2 separate regions of the Homo sapiens genome follow, and region 2 is linked to region 1. Evidence: read pairs that join two places in POLR2A ChIA-PET (ENCODE). Cell type or tissue: Panc1. All regions are shown on one strand. Links, peaks and the distances in the headings refer to the core of each region. The heading gives the core; the rest is flanking DNA. Region 1 overlaps JAKMIP1-DT (JAKMIP1 divergent transcript). Region 2 overlaps JAKMIP1 (janus kinase and microtubule interacting protein 1).

Region 1 (2,920 bases), core at 421-2,920:
ATGGTTGCCAGGACTTGGGGAAGGGAAGAGAGAAATGGCTGTGGCTATAAAAGCTGAGCCTTCTATAAAAGCTATAAAAGCTGTAGCTGAGGCTTCTTTGTTTAGAGCTGTTCTGTATCTTGACTGCGGTGCTGGGCACACAAACCTACACGTGATAAGAGACATAGCACTAAACATGCACACACAAGTTCATGTTAAACCAGAGATGTCTGAATAAAGGGGGATGGATATGGGATCTCTCTGAATTATTTCTTACAACTGCATGTGAATCTATAACTATCTCAAAAATTTTAAGACAGTGGTGCGCACTGTCCATCTTTTGGTGAACATGAAGGTAGCTGATCCAGGCTTTTGCACGGCATAAGGCTCCTCCCTTGGGCAGGGAGATGGGACCAGGGGCCTGTGGGATTTTCCTCCAGGAACAGGGTGGGTCTGGCCAAGGTGACTGTCACCTGTAATCCCAACATTTTGGGAGGCCGAGGTGGGTGGATCACCTGAAGTCAGGAGTTTGAGACCAGCCTGGCCAACATGGCAAAAGCCCATCTCTACTAAAAAAAAAAAAAAAAAAAAAAAATTAGCTGGGCATGGTGCCACACGCCTATAGTCCCAGCTACTAGGGAAGCTGAGGCAGGAGAATTGCTTGAACCCAGGAGGTGGAGGTTGCAGTGAGCCGAGATCATGCCATTGTACTCCAGCCTGAGTGACAGAGCAAGACTCTGTCTCAAAACAAACAAACAAACAAACAAACAAAAAAACAGTGTGGATCAGCCGTGAGGGCTGTGAGGCAGGCTGAGTCTCCAAGTTCTCCATCACAGACCAGCACAGGGAGAGTCTGGCCAGCGACAGGGTCCCTAGGCCTGGGCATTCTTCTTTCTTTTCTACCTTTCAATGAAAACAGCTTTCTGTGGGCTCTTTCTGTTTCCATGAATAATACATGTCATTGTAAAGAATTCAAACAGTACAGGCAGATATAAAGAAGAAACCAAAGGTCACCTTGAATCTTGCTAGCCAAGGGTAATCCCGCGAACACTCAGGTGACCCTCCCTTCGTGCTTCTGCTCATGAGCAGATACATGTGTGTAATTTTCCAGGAATGCGCTTATTTTATGCATGATGTTTTTATTATGGATACTTCCTCCTCCCCCTCCCATATCATATCCCCCACCAAATAGCTCATGTTAACAACCTAGCTTGTTTTATTTCACATTTTTTATATTTTTCTCCATAAGAATAAATAACTACATTCATATATACATACATACATATGGGGGGTTGGGGGTCATTGTTTTACAAAACGAATTCATGATAATCACATTTTCTGCTTCTCACTTTTCACACTCATCAACACCTCGTGCAAATTCCTGCCAGCATCTGGGGAAATCTCTAGACTGACAGGCTGAGGCCATCCCACAGTTCACAGAGCCTTTTCCTATGGGTTAATGTCCCTTTGTCATTACCAACCGACAGCCATGGGCGCTAAATATTCTTACACAAACCCTCAGATAGCAGGACTACTTTTATTTCTATGGGATGGATTCCCAGGAGTGGAATGGCTGGTTGGAAGGTCTAAACTTTTGTCTGTCTGTTTGTTTGTTTTTTGTTTGTTTGAGACAGAGTCTTGCTCTGTCACCCAGGCTGGAGTGCAATCTCAGCTCACTGCAACCTCCGCCTCGCAGGTTCAGGCGATTCTCATGCCTCGGCCTCCTAAGTACCTGGGATTACAAGCACACACCACCACCCCCAGCTAACTTTTCTATTTTTAGTAGAGATAGGGTTTCGCCATGTTAGCCAGGCTGATCTTGAACTCCTGACCTCAAGTGACCCACCCACCTTGGCCTCCCAAAGTGCTGGGATTACAGGTGTGAGCCACCGTGCCTGGCCAAAAAGGTCTAACCTTTTTAATTTACATTTTTAAATTAGCAAATAATAATTGTCCATATTCAGGAGGTACATAGTGATTTTGTGATACATATAATGTGCAGTGATCAGATCATGGCAATTAGCATAGCCATCATCTCAGATGTTTATCATTTCTTTGTGTTGGGACCATTCAAAATCCTCCTTTTTGAAAAAAATAAAATAAAAATAGGGGCCAGGTGTGGTGGCTCATGCCTGTAATCCCAGCACTTTGGGAGGTCAAGGCAGGTGGATCACCTGAGGTCAGGAGTTCGAGACCAGCCTGGCCAATATGGTGAAACCCAGTCTCTACTAAAAATACAAAAAAAAAAAAAAAAAAAATTAGCCAGGCGTGGTGGCGGGTGCCTATAATCCCAGCTACTTGGGAGACTGAGGCAGGAGAATGGCTTGAACCCGGGAGGCAGAGGTTGCAGTGAGCAAAGATCGCGCCATTACACTCCAGCCTGGGCAACAAGAGCGAAACTTCGTCTCAAAAAAAAAAAAAAAAATAGGCAGATTACCTTCCCAAGACTCTAACACACACCCTTCTGCTTCAATGTATTTCCTGCATTGCCAACCTCAACCCACGCTGCAGCATGTGTAAATGTTGTCACTCTGATGGGTGCAAAGTGATGTGTCCTTGTTATTTTAATTTGCGTTTCTCTGTCCATTGGTGGATTTGAGCACCTGGTTTTATATATATTTATATATATATATATATATATATATATATATATATATATATATATATACACACACACACACACACACACATTATGTATATATTGCATATATATACACACACACACACACACACATATATATATGATTTGCTCTTTTAGATTTGATTTGCACTTTTGAGGTTTGTCTATTCTCTATCCCTTGCCCACTTTTAGTAGGGACATTTTGTCTTGTGCGCTGTTACGGCTCTCAGCATAACAATGACCCCTTTGCCTGTCGCCAACGTTCAAGCACTTTTTCCAGATCCAGCATTCATCTTTTGACTTCATGGCATCTTTTACCAC
Region 2 (2,920 bases), core at 421-2,920, 76 kb before region 1:
ATAAAAATGTCATTATAAAAATGATACTCAAGGAGCTCATAATGAAATAATATGGCCCAACAGAACACCAAAAAAACCTCATAATGACAAATCTGAATGAAAATCACAAAGACAATGCCCATGCCAGCCAGAATTTTAAAGTTAGCTAAGCTCCTGAATATTCTATAGGCAGACCTCCGCTCCTGCTCAGTGCCAAGGTACCTCCATTGATAATGGGGATGGTGACTTCGAGCACAAGCTCTTTGAAAGCCTTAGAAGACGTACAACCATAAACATTTTGTTTCCATATGAAAAAGGTTAGAACAAGTACTCCGTATTATTTATACTTTCAGAGGGAGGGAAGGAGAGCAATAGAGAGACAGAGCCCATGTTAAACTCAATTCCTTAAAAAGCAAATGAACAAGAGTTCTCAAAGAAATTAATCCTTCCCAGCCTGACGCAAGCAGATTCATTCATCTCCCCTCTGCAACTCTGTTCCTTCTGTGGGTCTAGTTTCTAGCCATGATGTTAATGCCTGATAGTGGGTGGTGGGCAGGGGGCGCATGGAGGGAGAATCATTGTTTTACCAAGTTTCTTGCAAAGCTAATTTTGCCCTGGGACCATGCTTCCCAACAACAATGTGTCCTCCTGGCCTTGGCACCCCAGCAAGTGTGTTCCCCACGGTGTCCTTGGCAAATCTGCCACACAGTTCCTGACATTTCCCAGATTCCCTTGCAGGAGGTAGGGGTCATATGACTAGACCTGACCTGTGTCACTTCTGGGCTAAAGCTCTTAAAAGCTCACATCACTCTTCTCTCTCTTCTTGGCTGCAGGGACCTTTGAAGCCATGCATTGAGATGGTTGGATGACCAGACGGAGGGGGCTGGATCCCTGAATCACCCACTGGAGTGGGCCTGCACTAGAGCATGTGTGAATTAGAATGGACTGATATGGTTAGGCTTTGTGTGCCCACCCAAATCTCATCTTAAATTGTAATCCCCCTGATCCCCAGGTCGAGGGAGATGCCTGGAGGAAGGTGACTGGATCACAGGGGCAGTTCCCCCATGCTGTTCTCATGATAGTGAATGAGTTCTCACAAGATCTGATGGTTTTATAAGTGTTTGACAGTTCCTCCTTCACATACTCGCTGTCTCCCGCCTGCCGCCATGTAAGACATGCCCTTTCCCCTTCCACCATGATTGTAAGTTTCCTGAGGCCTCCCCAGCCATGTGGAACTGTGAGTCATTAAACCGCTTTTCTTTATAAATGACCCAGTCTCAGGTAGTATCTTTATAGCAATGTGAGAACAGACTAATATACAGACCTTTTGGGGTTTCTTTGTTACTGCAGCCTTGCCTCATCAAACCTGACTGATGCTCTCTTCTTGAAATGCCCCTCCCCGTCTTTTCCACCTGTTCATCTTCTTTAAAATTCAGCTTGGGCATCACCTCCTCTGGGATGCTTTAGCTGGCACCACTTCCCACCCCTAGGCTGGGTCAAGGGCTTCCTCTGCATACCAATAGTTCCTCAAGCTTCCCTGTCTCACAGCTCTGATCACGCTGTGCTGGTGTTGCCCATCCCCGCCACCAGACTCGGTGCCCATGACAGCCAGGCCTGTTGCCTCAACCTCCCAAGAGCCTGGCTCGGTGTCTGCCAGAATCAAAGCAGCTCTTGAGTGCCTGTGAAATGGACTCAATCTGTCCACACGATGGTGCCACAATGCCCTCTTTCACACATGCAAATACTGCACCAGGCCTGGGGAGGCAGAGATGAGCCACATCCTCTCTCCCCCACCAGAGCCTCAAGCCTAGCATGGGAGGGTGGCGCATGCATAAATAAAGACAGCCCAAAACACGCAGTGTAGATGCAGATAAACCACGGTGGATGCCCAGAGGCAAGAGAAGTGTCTTCTAGCTGGGGACTCCACACACAAGACAGCGTCTGGGCTCCCTGGCAGGCCCTGGACATGTAGAGATGGCAGGTGTAGGGCTCGTGTATCTCTGGTCTGGTATCGTTGGGGCAGAGCTGCTCAGTCTCCATGGGGGCCACTCCTCCCCATCCTCTCCCATTCTCAAGCCATGGTATATGGGCTGACTCGTGTCCCTCCAAAATTCTTATGTTGAATCCCCAACCCCCAGCACCTCAGGACTTCATGTTTGGAGACAAGGTCTTTATGGAGGTAAGTTAGGTAAAATGGGGCTGTGGATTAGGGTGGGACCTAATCCAAGATGACGGATGTCCTAACAATACGAGGAAAATAGGACACAGACACATAGAAGGAAGACCATGTGAGGACATGGGGAGAAGACGGCCGTCTACAAGCCAAGGAGAGAGGCTTCGGAAGAAACCAACCCTGGTGGCAGCTTGATCTCGGACTTCCAGTCTCCAGAATTGGGAGCAAATGTCTGTGGTGTGAGCCGCCCAGTCTGTGGAGTCCATCATGGCAGCCCCTGAAGACTGATACAGAGATGCTCCTTGAGCTGCCCGACCCCACTCCACGGACGGGGATTTCCCAGGTCCAGCCTGGCCTAGCCTTGATAAAAAAGCCATCGCATACACAGCATTTTGCAGATTAAAATAATCTAGTTCCCTGCATACCACTGCATCAACCATACCACCCCCGCTGAGAAGTTGCTTCTTGCCCCATGTTACCTATGACAAACCAGAGGCTCTGAGAGCCACAGCCAGCCTGGACTTGAACCCAAGCCTTCTAAGGCCCATCCCACTGGTTCTTCCCCTAAACCACACTGCCCAGCACAATGCTGGCTCACACAGAACTTCTTACTAACAGTTTCAGATAGCCACCTAACACCTTGGCAGAGGCTGGTGTCAGAGGACTTAAGAAATGGTGGGGGGAGAGGTGGGGGGGGACAGCAAAAATAAGGAGTGAATGAAGTGTCCCTTCAACATGGACCGAGGCTGGGCACAGTGGCTCACACCT

The links. ChIA-PET counts read pairs that join two places held together with the same protein. Peaks named below come from ENCODE experiments on the same cell type or tissue, not always from the same donor. Only the 100,000 strongest peaks of a DNase experiment are listed, where the experiment ranks them.
Region 2: POLR2A ChIA-PET joins it to region 1 with 5 read pairs; 4 of 35 experiments call an interaction of 5 or more read pairs at or near these places.

What each region holds. Positions count from the first base shown.
Region 1 is chr4:6,209,075-6,211,994 of GRCh38, forward strand. All of the region lies in intron 1 of JAKMIP1-DT (JAKMIP1 divergent transcript), which reads left to right. Among named protein-coding and RNA genes, the nearest start is that of JAKMIP1-DT, 9.8 kb to the left of the region's middle. In Panc1, for the core only: no CTCF peak of the experiment used is centred there; no DNase peak of the experiment used is centred there.
Region 2 is chr4:6,133,068-6,135,987 of GRCh38, forward strand. The region is part of intron 1 of JAKMIP1 (janus kinase and microtubule interacting protein 1); the gene reads right to left. Among named protein-coding and RNA genes, the nearest start is that of JAKMIP1, 66 kb to the right of the region's middle. RefSeq lists enhancers at 1,528-1,577, 1,858-2,047. In Panc1, for the core only: no CTCF peak of the experiment used is centred there; a DNase peak (open chromatin) is centred at 1,704.